Regions from separate parts of the Homo sapiens genome. Here region 2 is linked to region 1. A link is an interaction called in ENCODE POLR2A ChIA-PET data of the cell type or tissue named here. Cell type or tissue: IMR-90. All regions are shown on one strand. Links, peaks and the distances in the headings refer to the core of each region. The heading gives the core; the rest is flanking DNA.

Region 1 (6,729 bases), core at 2,013-4,512:
CCTGTCTTGGTTTCCCAAAGTGCTGAGATTACAGGTATGAGCCACTTTGCCCAACCCCTCCTTTTTAATTTTTAAAAACGTTTGAAAAAAATAGGTGTTAGTTCTTTAGATATTTGATAGGATTCACCAGTGAATCCATCAAGTCTAGAGCTTTTCTTTATTGGAAGGTTTTGATTACTGAGTCAATCTCTTTACTAGTTATAGATCTATTCAGATTTTCAATTTCTTCTTGATTTAGTCTTGGTAGGTTTTATGAATATGTCTATTTCACCTAGGCTATCCAATTTGTTGGTGTACAATTGTTCATAGTACTCTCAGAATCCTTTTTATTTCCATAGAATTGGAAATAAACGTCCCCACTTTCTTTCTTTTTTTTTTTTTCTTTTTGTGAGACGGAGTCTCACTCTTGTCACTCAGGCTGGAGTGCAATGGCGCGATCTTGGCTCACTGCAACCTCCGCCTACCAGGTTCAAGAGATTCTCCTGCCTCAGCCTCCTGAGTAGCTGGGCATTACAGGCATGTGCCACCACGCCTGGCTAATTTTTGTACTTTTTTAGTAGAGACAGGGTTTCACCATATTGGCCAGGCTGGTCTCGAACTCCTGACATCAGGTGATAACACCCGCCTTGGCCTCCCAAAGTGCTGGGATTACAGGAGTGAGCCACCGCGCCCGGCCAAATGTCCCCACTTTCATTTCTGATTTCAGTAATTTGAGGCTTCTCTCTCTCTTTTATTAGTCCATCTAGCTAAAGGTTTTTCAATTTTGTTGATCATTTCAAAAAACAAACTTTTTGTTTCGCTGGTTTATCTCTATTGTTTTTCTTTTTCTTTTTCTGAAATGGGGTCTTGCTCTGTTGCCCAGGCTGGGGTGCAGTGGCATGATCTTGGCTCCCTGCAACTTCTGCTTCCCAGGCTCAAGCGATCCGCCCATTTCAGCCTCCTGAGTAGCTGGGACTACAGGCACACACCGCCATGCCCAGCTAATTTTTTGTATTTTTGGTAGAGGTGGGGTTTTGCCATGTTGCCCATGCTGGTCTTGAACTCCTGAGCTCAAGTGATCTGCCTGCCTTGGCCTCCCAGAGTGCTGGGATTACAGGCATGAATAACTGTGCCCAGCCTTTTCTATTGTGTTTCTATTCTCAGTTTCATTTGTTGCTAATATTTATTTTGACTACCACGACTGGCCTCCAGTTATATTTCTGTTATTGATTTTTAACTTCATCCTGTTGTGGTCCGAGGAGATACTTTATATGACAGTTATCTTTTTAAATTTATTTAAATATTGGGTTGTTTGGTTTTCTCTTTATACTTCCTCAAGTTGTAAAGTTAGGTTGTTGATTTGAAATCTTTCTTGTTTTTTAATGTAAACACTTACAGCTATAAATTTCCACCTTAGCACTGCTTTTATTGTATGTCATACATTTTGCTATGTTGTGTTACTTATAGCTATAAATTTTCTCCTTAGCGCTGCTTTTGTTGTATCTCATACATTTTGCTTTGTTGTGTTTTCATTTTCTTTTATTTCTAGGTATTTTCTGGTTTCCTTTGTGATGTCTTCTTTGATCCATTGGTTAAGAGTGCATTGTTTTTTCACAAATTTGTGAATTTTCCAGTTGTATTTCCTTTTCTTTTCTTTTTTTGTAGACAGGGTCTCACTCTGTCGCCCAGACTGGAGTGCAGTGGTGTGATCACAGCTCACTGCAGCCCCAACCTTCCCAGGCTCAGATGATCTTCCCACCTCAGCCTCTAAGAGTAGCTGGGACTACAGGTGTGCGCCACCATGCCTGGCTATTTTTTATTTATTATTATTATTATTATTATTATTATTATTTTGTAGAGATGGGGTTTCAGCATGTTGCCCAGGCTGTTCTCGAATTCTGGGCTCAAGTGATCTGCCCACCTCCGAGGCCTCCCAAATTGCTGGGATTACAGGCGTGAGCCACCACGACCGGCCTTCAGTTATATTTCTGTTATTGATTTTTTAACTTCATCCTGTTGTGGTCCAAGGAGATACTTTATATGACAGTTATCTTTTTAAATTTATTGAGACTTCATTTGGGTTTGGTCCCATGGGGCTTGTGTAGCTGCAGGGCTGGAAGTTAAGTGGACAGCTACCTTTGGAGTTACATATTGGATGGGGCTAATACTTCCTCCCTCACAGGGCTGGTGTGACGTGCAAATAAGATAACACAGGTGAAAGGCCTTTGTAAAGTATAACAAGATAAGGAAAAGTTTATCATTGATCCTTTTTACCACAGAGAGGAGGAAGAGCCATTTCCCTGCTTTCTCCTCAACAGTGCAGTCTCTCTTGGGAGCAGGAGACAGGAGAGAAAAAGCTACGCTTTTGGTTGGAAATAGCCTCTTGTTAAAATCTGAGCAGTTAAAGTCGAGTGCCTAAACACCAGCACAAGTTTGCCATCACAGCTGAGTTGAAAAACCCAAGTTCTGTATCTTTTTCATTTGTATTTTTTGTTTGTTTTATTTTGTTTTTATTTGAGGCAGAGTCTTGCTTTGTTGCCCAGGCTGGAGTGCAGCGGTGCAATCTCGGCTCACTGCAACCTCTGGCTCGTGGGTTCAAGCTATTCTCATGCCTCAGCCTCCCAAGTAGCTGAGATTACAGGCGCCTGCCAGCATGCCTGGCTAATTTTTGTGTTTTTAGCAGAGACGGGGTTTCACCATGTTGACCAGGCTGATCTCAAACTCCTGGCCTCAAGTGATGCACCCGCCTCGGCCTCCCAAAGTGCTGGGATTACAGGCGTGAGCCACCGTGCCTGGCCACCCCTTTTTCATTTGTGAACTAGAAATAGTAACACCTACCTCATGGGTCATTGTGAGGATTAAGATAACTTTTACTCTTGTTGGTGTTGTCATCACTAATATTTGAAGAAAGCCATGCTAAAGGGCTGTATATGTTGTTCTTCCATCTTGCAATGACCTTCTGATGTAGATCTATCACTTCCTTTTTTCTTTTGAAAAAATTGAGGGTTAGTTGCACAACGCTTCCAGACCCTGTAGGAAGGAGACTGGGATTGTCCCTGTGCTCCTAGGCGAGCTGTCTTTGGGAAGTGGGGCTCTATGCAACCCGTGCCGGGAGAGGCCACTAGAGGGCACTCGCCTGCTCCTCATGGCCTGTGCTGGACCGGAAGGTGTCCAGCCCTAAACACACCCCCTCGGACAGCCGCTGTGCCGCATGCCCAAAGTGACCTCTATGGCATTTTCCAGGATGGAGCGTAGTCTCCAGGACCACATGTGGGAATATGGGGCTAATAGGCCTGCTCAATTTGTTCTCAGAACAGGGTGGTGAAAACATTTGCCCTGCTCAGGTTCCTGGGACTCTGTGCAGAAAGGTGAGGGAGGATGGTGCTGTCTGTCCCCTTCAAGGATTCCTCCAGGACAGGCAGCTCATGCAAGACCTGAGTGCACAGGGGAGGGCACCAAGGTGTTGAGCAGTTTCCTGTGCACCCCACCCCCTCCAGGAGGCCCTTCATACCCTCTGTTAGCTCACTGTATGTCATGACAAGCCCCCACTCCCGAAGTGGGCAGTGGGTACAAACTCACTGCTGGGGAGGGGCTGTGCCTGACCAGGCATGGCTCTGGGGTCCCCTCTTGGCTTCCTCTGACCCCAAGTTGAGCAGCATCTGGGACTTGTTCTCCAGAAGCACGCTGGCCAGCACCTGCCCCTGGCTTACTCCAGTCTTCCTTGGAGAGCTGGCTGAGGGCTGGATGGGAGAGTTCCCCTGTGTGCCCTTTAACTCATGGAGTTGCCCTTGACTTGGTCCAGTTACTTTCCCCTTGTGCCTCATGGAAGGTGTTGGTGGGCTATAGATCCCTATGTTTCCCTGCCTGCAGCCCCAAGATCCACAGCCCCTTTTTGCCAAGTTATCCTGACTCCTGGGTCCAGTCCAGCCTGCCCCTTACCCCATTGGCCTTCCCTGTCCATGGCAGTGACCCCTTGCTGAGTCACATCCGCACCACCTTGCACCCACCCCCTTGGGCAAACAGGGCCCGGGCAGTGACCCCCAGGGCCCAACAGCCAGTGCAAAGGAGTTCTGCCCTGGCCAGGCCTACTTGCCTTTCCAGGACAGCAGTTGGGGCCTCTTGGCCACCCACCCCCACCTCCACCTTGGGCAGAACCAATGGATCTCTTTTTCTTCTTTTCCTCCCAGCAGGGGTGGGCAGATCGATACGTGGCCCAGGTTCCTCTTAAGCAATGGAGCTCCCAAAGCCCTGTAGATGATTGACCTGGCCAGCCCATTACTTGGTCATGGAATGTGTGTGTGCCTGGCAAGCAGAAGCCCTGTGGCCTCCAGAGTCCCTTTCTGGGTAGGGTTCTTTCCAGGGGGGGAGACCACCTGGGGGCTATTATTCATGGTAAGCCAGATCCCAGTGGGCCACCCAATTTCTCAAAAGCCCCATTCCCTCTTCACTCCCAGAGGCCATTTGACAGAGCAGCGATTGCTCCTCTCTCTAGGTCAACCCTTTAACCACCGCAACATTCATTTACTAGTCTGCATGTCCACTGACTGCTCAACCACTCACTCACCCATGCGCGCTTATACACTCACTTGCCCTCCCACTCATCCCCATATCCTCTCACATATCCCCTTACCTGTCCACTCCCTCCCTCATCCCAGTGAATACCTGAACATCTGAGGTGCCAGCCTGGTGCTAGGCACAGCCAGCAGAAAAGCTCTAAGCAGTTGTCAAGGGCAAAGCCTTTGGAATCAGAAGGATGTGAATCCTGACTGTACTGTTTCCTGGCCACCTAGCTATGGGCACATTTCTCCAATCTGTGAGCCTTAGTTTCTTCATCTGTAAAACAGGGACCTCATGCACCTTCCTTTCAGGGAGGCTGTAAAGATCGGCTTTAGGATTAATGCATGCAAAGTGCTTCAACCAGAGCCCAGAGAACACAGCTGTGGTCACCGGGCCTCTCAGCAGCCATGTCCTGGCCGTGGGGACTATAGTTGGCCCCATCTGACCCTGGGCTGACCCTGGGACAGGCAGGGGCCCATTCCTGCCCCTCAGCTAGGCTATGCTCCCTGGACAGGTGGTCCCCACCCCCAACCCTGGAATAGAGGGCAATAATCACCCAGCTTCCCATGCATCCCTTCCCTGGCTTTCTTTCCCTCAGGGCGCCCTGGGGTTTTCAGGTCAGCCAAGACACCTGGAGCAAGATCTAGCTTGCTCTCTCCCCTCTCTGCCAAGGAAGTTCTCTGTGACAGCAGCAGGGGGTGGGAACTGGTTGAGAGCATCTGACCCTCTGAGGGAGCATTTTCCTTCCCACATGAGGCCCTATGTGCCCAGGACCTGGTTAGCCCCCATCCTCTTCCCTTCCACCCAGAGCCCCAGTGCAGACTGTTCCCTCCAGCTCATCTGGGAGTTCCCTGGGGCAGGAGGTGCACCCTGAATGCCAAAAGGTGGGCTTAGCTGTGGGGTCAGCTAGGGCAGGGGAAAAGAGAGGGACTGGAGCACGGCTGGGGCAGGGGCTCCGTGTGAAGGGATTTCCTTCATTTCCCCTAGACAGGCAGCCATGTGAGGTTCACAGGGGAGCGTTGTGGGCCCCTTGGCTTTTATTAGGGGATGTGTAGAAATGTGGGTGTGGACCTTTGAGTGGCTCACACCAGAATGCAAATTTTCTACACACTGGCCTGGTGACCTTGGATAAGTCACTGGTAAAATCTTAGTGGTTTAAGAAATACACGTGACATACTCAGCATGCACTGACACCCAGGAAGTGCTGTGTTATAAGGGGATGGCCCTGGGGCCAGTGGCTTTGTACCAGCCTGGGTAAGTCCCTGGCCATTCAACTCAGCCAGCAGGGGAAGGGCTGTAGGGAGCCCTTCCCCTCCCCTTGGCCGGTCCTTGGTGGCACTTTCAGTGGCCATGTCCTTGCTGGATAATGCTTCTTTCATCCTGGATGGGGTGCAGGTGGGGGTGGCAGTTAAGAAGTCCCAACTCCCCAGGCTCATGTTTTCAGCCTGACTTACTGAGTAGACCTGCCTTGGTGAGGATGAGGTGGGATGGGGTGAGCGGTAGGGGTGCATAACTGTCTGGAGGTGAGCTCGGCTGTGGACATGTGAGCACACACACACTGTCTCATATATTCCAGCTGCAGCTGCCCGTGGGTTAGGGCCCTGCCTCTGGTCTCCTTGCCCCTGGCAAGGTGGTCATTATTAGTTTCCTTCTCAGTTTGCTCTATTTTAAGCTTCTAGAGGACAGGAACATGTTTGTTTTGTTTTTAAAATGTTATATCCTTATTGCTCAGTAGAGTAACTGGCACTGAATGAGTGAGATGGAAGAATAATTGGACACTAGGCAGTCAGTGTCAGAACAGGGTGTGTGGACAGTGCACACTGAGTCTCAACTGGCCATCAAGTGGGCCAAGGTGGGCATCCCCAGGCAGGCATTCTAGGGTCCTGTGTATTGCCATATCTGTGCCCTCCACCTAAGGCTGGACGTTGGTAGGGGCCCTTATGTCATGGCCTTCTTGATGTGACAGCCCTGCTTTCCTGAGGCCAGGGATCCCCGGTGTGGGCTGTGTCAGGCGCTGCCAGCGGGGAACTCCCCAGGCTCAGTGCTGGTGCTTGTTCTCCGGAGCACCCCTCTGTCCTGCCCCTGGCCCCAGCACCCAGTTTCTGTTCTGGGGTGGCTCATCCTCATCAGAAAGGGAGCTCCTTGGAGGCCTCGTGGTGCCTGGCTGGTATACAGTGGGTGCTCAGTACATGC
Region 2 (6,729 bases), core at 2,271-4,770, 190 kb after region 1:
CTCACTCTGTTGCCCAGGCTGGAGTGCAGTGGCACAATCTCCGCTCACTGCAACCTCCGCCTCCTGGGTTCAAGCGATTCTTCTGCCTCAGCCTTCCGAGTAGCCGGGACTACAGGTGCCTGCCACCATGCCCAGCTAATTTTTGTATTTTTAGTAGAGACGTGGTTTCACCATGTTGGCCAGGCTGGTCTCGAACTCCTGACCTCAAATGATCCACCCACCTCAGCCTCCCTATGTGTTGAGATGACACGTGTGAGCCACCACGCCCAGCCTTAAATATGGTATCCGATTGACTAGTGAACACTTATCTGAATGTCCTGTCAAAGGCTGAATTGTGTCTCCTGTTCTCTGGAATCAGAGGGTGTCTACTGGCAGTGATCACCCAAAGCTGACTCTGTCTACCCCAGTCGGGCCTCCCCTTCTTCAGACAAAGTACAGTGGATCCATGACATGGATGTTTGGTGACAATCAGCATTAGCTTCACTTTTAAACAGTCCATGGAAAAAAGCACTCACGGCTGGAGGCCTCAATGGACAATTTTATTAGCAGGTGAAATGACTGCCATTAAATTAGTAGCAATTAAAACTGCTATCACTTAAAAAAAAAAATGCTGTGTCCTATGTGTTTTCCTCCCTGGGAGGGGAAAGGCAAGGAGAGGTAGCAAGATGATGGCTAGATCTCCACTTAGACTCAGAGCAAAGTTGTAAATTGCTCTTCTTCTCAAAGGGTCTCTCTCTAGCAGCCAGCTCAACTATGCCCATCAGAGTTTGTCCTTGCCCTAGGTTCTTAGTGTGGTCTGTCTAGATCTGCCCTATCTAATACAATAGCCACTAGCCCAGGGGCAACTGAGCATTTGAAATGTGGCTAGTCAGAATCAATATATACTCTGGATATTGAAGACTAAGTACAAAGAAGTGAAGGTGAAATACCTCACAAATAATTTTTATATTGGTAACAAGTTAAAATATTTTGGGGTTTAATAAAATATAGTATATATTAATTATATTAAATAACTATGATATAAATTAGATTTCAAATAAAATATATCCTTAAAATTAATTTCATCTGTTTATTTTTACAGATGTGTGGCTATCAGAAAATTTAAAATGACACGTGTAGCTTGCATTTGTGGCTTGCATTACATTTCTATTGAAAATCGCTGAGTTAGCATCACATCTCTGGTTTTTAAACATAGTTTAAAGCAGTTCCATTTGGCTCACTAGAAATTTTACACAGAGCACCCTCCACTATATAAAGCAGGTAAAAGTGGAGTTGCCCAGGTTGAAGGGGGTGGATATTTGCAGGAAAAGGAAGTTGGGGGTGCATGGCATGGGGCTGAGGAGCCCCATCCATTAGCAGGAGACTGTTAGGCTCATCTATTATTGGATCGGATCACCCATTCATTTGAAATTGAGGGGGGGATACTCAGAGGCCCCCATTCAATCACCCTAAGTGGAATCTGATCATTATCTTGGGATAAACATTCCAAATGGAAGGTGAGTGCTGGAAGATAAGGAAGATAAGGAAACCATATGGCCCTGTCACCGGAGGCTCCCAGAGTCTTATTTTTGAAAGGATTAATGCATCCAAAGGGGGATCATCATAGTTCCATTTCTTGAGGCAGGCCCCAGAGCCTCGTTTATGGATGTGAACTGTCCCAGTCAGAAAGGACTAGGATTCAGGATGCATTCCTCTACCCTCTACCTTTTCCTCCTCCCTCATACTCTGTCCATCTCCCTTCACACCAAAGCCCCCCAAGCTGGTGTAAATGAATCCCCAATCTCTAAACTGTACTCAGCATCCCAGGCCTACGGAGTTGGGGTCCTGGATCTCCTTCTCCCTTGATCTAGCACCATTTCCAGAGGCTCCACCTCCGTCTCACCCCCACCCCATTACTGGCTGACTAGTGGTGGCCGCCAAGGTGGTATACGGGGGAGAGGCATTTTCCAGGCAGGGGTGGGAGGGTTTCGGTGGCTCTGTAGGGACTGTGGAGCCAGTGGCAGGCTGAGAATCCCAGCCACTGGGGGAGGGCAGGTAATATGAGCCCTGGAGAAAGGGATCTGGGGCTAAGGGGAGTGGGAGGCAAAGGCGACGGGCTTTTGAGCACGTTCTCTCCTCCCCACATCACAAGGCACTTCATCCTTCATTCCTCTGGCATTGCCGTTCTTGCACAGCTGTTCTCTGACCCACAACTGGAGACTGTTGAAGGCATTCGGTTTAGGTACAAAAATGGATGCTCTAAGCAGAGGAGGTGACTTTGGGATGGTGTACTAGTAATCATTGATAACAGTAATAATACAAAGAATAACCAGTATGTATTGAGGGCTCATTCTGTGCGAGTGCTTACCTTGATTACCTTGTTGAATCCTCAGTAACTCTACGAGGTAGGTGCCATTTTACCCAGGAGGAAACTGAGGCTCAGAGAGGCTAAGTAACTTGCCCAAGTTTGCACAGTTAGGAAGAGCTGATGGCAGGAGTCCAACTCAAGAGGCTGTACCTTGGAGCCCAGATTCTTGATGCAGACAGGAGGCCAGAACTTGCTTATTCCTGTCAAACTTCAGCAGTCTTGGTCAGTGACAAGCAACTGGAAGACAGTTGCCAAACTCTCTCTGTGCACATTTTGGATGGGCCCAAGGTAACTTGGGCAGTTGCTTCTGGCTACCACCCAAGTGAGCCTGAGCTGTGGTCTCATACCTCACTTGCTGGAACAATCCAAGCCCACTGTTGTCCAAACAGCCCTGGCCAAAAAGAGGCCACTCCCTTACCTCTGTCCTCCAGGACGGTCACATCTTAGGGCGAGGTAGGAACAACAATGGGTGTGTGTGGGTGGGGGTAGCCCCACGAGCTCCAGCCCACAGGCTTCCCTGCTTCAGGATCGCCCTGGCTGGTGGCCTGGGTTTCGGGCTTTTCTGTGCTCTGAGCACATCTAAACATTTGGAGAAAAACAAGAAAGCGAACAATAGACTCTTGTGGGCTGGAGAACAGAGCTAACTTCCCCCAGGGACTAGAGCACTGTTCATAAACTGCCCCAGCTGCACTCTCACGGTCAGGATGTCACTGGAGCCTTGCTGAATTACAGCCTTGTCCTCTCCAGGGGTGGGCTGCGGACTCCTGTTATACATCGTGGGGGGAATGCGAATGCAGTGGGGGAGCCAGCCGTTTGGGGGAAGGCGTATTCTCCTGCTTGAATTTTAAGAAATCACATAAAAAATATGCATCCGAGCCTTGGCGTTGTAGCTCTGCCAAGTCATCCCCTGACAGACATGTCCCGATCACAGCTGTTTGCCTCACAGGAAAAGAATCAGGTTTCTGTCAAGTGGACTCTGGGCACAGCCCCAGAGAGTTTCATGGGGTCCCAAGGACCTGGAGAGTCTGTGGAACTAACTTGTGTGGAGAGCAGTTTAGCCAGGAGGCAATGGCATTGGTGTCCTCAAAAAGAGGCCCAGGGCTGGGTGTGGTGGCTCATGCCTATAATCCCAGCACTTCAGCACTTTGGGAGGCCAAGACAGGAGGATCACTTGAGCCCATGTGTTCAAGACCAGCCTGGGCAAGATGGTGAGAACCCCTCTCTCCAAAAAAAAAAAAAAAAAAAAAAAAAAAAAAAGAAAAAGAAAAAGAAAAAAGAAAAAATTAGCTGGGCATGGTGGTGTGTGCTTACAGTACCAGCTACTCAGGAGGCTGGGGTGGGAGGATCACTTGAGCCTGGGTGGTCAAGGCTGCAGTGAGCTGTGATCGTACCACTGCACTCCAGCCTGGGCAACAGAGCAAGGCCCTGACTGTAAAACATAAAGACCCACTGGTCATTGCGCTGAGTAGGGTGGGCATGGTGGGCCAACGGTGGGTTTGTTGGAGCTGGCTCCCCTCAGGCTTTTTGGACAGTTGCTTCCCATCGTCACAGCCAAGGGCAGCAGGGGCATGGTGTGTTAGGTCAAGAATAAGTTGGTGAGTGGACGGGTGCAAAACAGAGCTCAGACACCCTCCTCATTCACAGCTGGCCTGGCGGGGCCAACCAGGCCCCATAAGGCTAAATCCCTCGATCCGGAGCTCCCGGCCTCCATCCCCAGGACCCTAGACAACTTGTGAGGGATGTCCCCGTCTGGATGGCATCCCTGGAAAAGGCTGCAGTGTTTCTAAAGAGGCTGTTCAGACATCACATCACAGTCCCAGACGGCCGAGCGGCTCCTGTGCTCACTTGGCCGCTCTCCCTGAGAAACACTTTGGATCAGAGAGTGCTTCTAGGTTGTTTTTCCCTGAAGAAGTGGTAAGAATTCAGCGAGCACCCCACAGCTGAAGGAAAAGTCAGTGGCTTTACTTACTGAAAGTATCAGTAAAGAACCTCCCGGAGGATGTGAAGCTCCAGACACTAGATGGGCAAGAAGGCTCCAGATGAGGGGGCCTCGGAGGCAAAGAAAGCGGAATTTAGAAACAAATGGTTTGGCTTCTGGAGAAGAAAGAAAGAGTTTCTTGGTGTCTCAGAGGTTTAAAATGGCTGTGCTAGGTCATGCCTGGCGCATGATGCAAAGGCAAAGGTCAACAGTGTTTTGCTGAAGAGGTCTTCCTGAGAACGCAGCATTCCTTCCTGGCCTGCTTCACTCAGTAAACCCTCACTGAGGGCTCCTGGGATGCAGAGGATCGAAAGATGAACAAGAAATCTCATCTTCAAACTCTCCCAGGCCAGCCAGTGATGGTTATACAGTGTGGACAGAGCAAGAATATGAGGTGGATGGCCAGCACGCAGCGCACACACAGACACTGGAGCCTGGGGAGGCAGGAGCCTGAGCGGCGTCTTCAAGGGTGAGCCAGAGCTGGCCAGGCAGCCAAGGAGGTAGGACAGACACTCCCAGCAGAGGGAACAGACCGTGCAAAGGCTGCCAGTGACAGCATGGCCCCCAGGGAGAGCTGGGACAGTGGTAAAGGGACGAGTGCCCAAAGAGGAAAAGGTGCACCTTATACTCTTTGCTTTTAACTCCCTAAATTTTCTATATGCCGGGCACATGGGAGATTCAAAACCTTGTGGCATGAGGGCCTCTCTTGAGTCAAGTTCCATCCATTCTAGCACATTAACTAAAGGCCTGTCCCCGGCTTCCGAGCTGTAGTGACTCCCCAAGGGATCAATCTCCAGGCCACTCCCTCCTCCCATACCCTAATACTGTCCTGAAAACCCTCTGGTCCACCATGCCAGGGGCAAGCAGTACACTTGCATGTTATGAGGGACGGTTCTGTTCCCAGGAAGTGAAACAATATTATCACTGTATTTTCCTGATTTCTGGTCTCACAGTGTCTTCCCAACCCAGTCCTGGAAAACTGCTATTAAATCAATGCAGCTTTAGAATTGAGGGAATCCAGTATATCCCAACTACACCCGCCTTTTAGACACAGTCTTTGACCATATACGTCCAGAATTTCATATATGCTCCCTAATTGTATTCATTTTTTTTTAACAATTGGACACATAGTTGACAGGCTTAACTCCAGTGAGCATTTGATTGAGGCTACATAATCCCACTTTCAGCGTGCCTAATGATTTCCATCTTTGCCTCAATTATATGAGCTCTGTGAGACCTGCCCTTCTTATCATGAGAATCAGCACTTCATTTTTCCATTTCCACTTATTATTATAAAATAATAGGGCCAAAATGCCAGAAAATATTCAAATACTTGCACAAACACTGCTGAACAGTCCAAAGGTGACGCTGTTGAAATGGAGTTGTTGGCCAGCAGGCAGTATTACCACGTGATGGCTTTGAAATGTTCCTTCATCTGCCAGCCTGGGAGAGCTTGAAACCAGGGGTTGGTTCAAGGGGTTGGAATGGTGGTGGTGGTATGGGTCAATGTAGAACATACGAAAAAAAGGATGTGCCCGTAGAAGTTACCGGCCGAAGGTTGTCTGGAACGATCCCACCCTCTGAAGCTCAGGGGAGTATAAACCCTGGCACCTCCTGCCCAGATGGGCAGGCACTGCTATAGGATGAGGCTGCTGGTGAAGGTTTCTCTCCAAGCAGCTAGTATCGCATCACAAATGTGCTGAAGTAAACCTTCCAATGTCTCCAAGTCCGGAGGTGCATGGGGGGTGGGGTAGGGACGGCCATGCTATTTTATAGCTGGGGAGATTCTGCATACTCATCAGGGAAGGAGGTCAAGTTCTAGGTCACACCTTCCCAGATGTGGCTCCAGGCTGACCTGCTGCAGGGGGACTAGTGGGGGAGAAAGAGCGGGCTGCTGTCATCTACAGAGATAGGGGGTTCACTGGCCAACAGAGTGGTGAAAGGACAGTTAGTGTTGCTTGAAGAAATTCCTCCGGAGGCTCAAGAGTGCCTGGAAACAAACACCCAGGATTTCTCTGCCACTTAGCAACCCAGGCAATGGAACGTGACTTACGTCTCTAAGCTTGTGAGCACAGTCCTGGCAAACTCGGCATTCCTAGGGGCTGTACTGAGAAGAGACTCCCTCTCCTCAAAGCTACCTGAATACCAAAAACCTTTTTCCAAAGCTTCTTACTGTGGAGTCAGAATCCTCCCTGACGTGATAAGAATTTTGTGAGAAGTGGTAGGAAACCTGGTCTTTTAGTTCATGACTAGCATGTTAGAAGGGACCAAACCTGGTCATAGGGACAGGAGGCTTGGCCTCCAGGCTCGCCTCTGCCCTGTCTTTCTGAATGGCTCTGGACAAGTTCCTTCATTTGCAAAGTTAGACTGTTGGTCTATGGTGGATTAGCTTTAATACTCAAGT

The links. Peaks named below come from ENCODE experiments on the same cell type or tissue, not always from the same donor. Only the 100,000 strongest peaks of a DNase experiment are listed, where the experiment ranks them.
Region 2: POLR2A ChIA-PET joins it to region 1 with 14 read pairs; 7 of 35 experiments call an interaction of 5 or more read pairs at or near these places.

The regions. Positions count from the first base shown.
Region 1 is chr14:68,821,409-68,828,137 of GRCh38, reverse strand. No RefSeq gene overlaps it. Among named protein-coding and RNA genes, the nearest start is that of ZFP36L1, 32 kb to the right of the region's middle. RefSeq lists enhancers at 3,003-3,052, 2,932-3,226, 3,223-3,422, 4,859-4,958, 5,539-5,598. In IMR-90, for the core only: a CTCF peak has its summit at 3,096 (motif pointing right); a DNase peak (open chromatin) is centred at 3,107.
Region 2 is chr14:68,629,844-68,636,572 of GRCh38, reverse strand. It overlaps RAD51B-AS1 (RAD51B antisense RNA 1), which reads left to right. Exons shown (of 4, transcript XR_007064220.1): 4 at 1-805. It also overlaps a transcript of RAD51B not described here. Among named protein-coding and RNA genes, the nearest start is that of RAD51B-AS1, 52 kb to the left of the region's middle. In IMR-90, for the core only: no CTCF peak of the experiment used is centred there; no DNase peak of the experiment used is centred there; H3K27ac peaks cover 1,108 bases.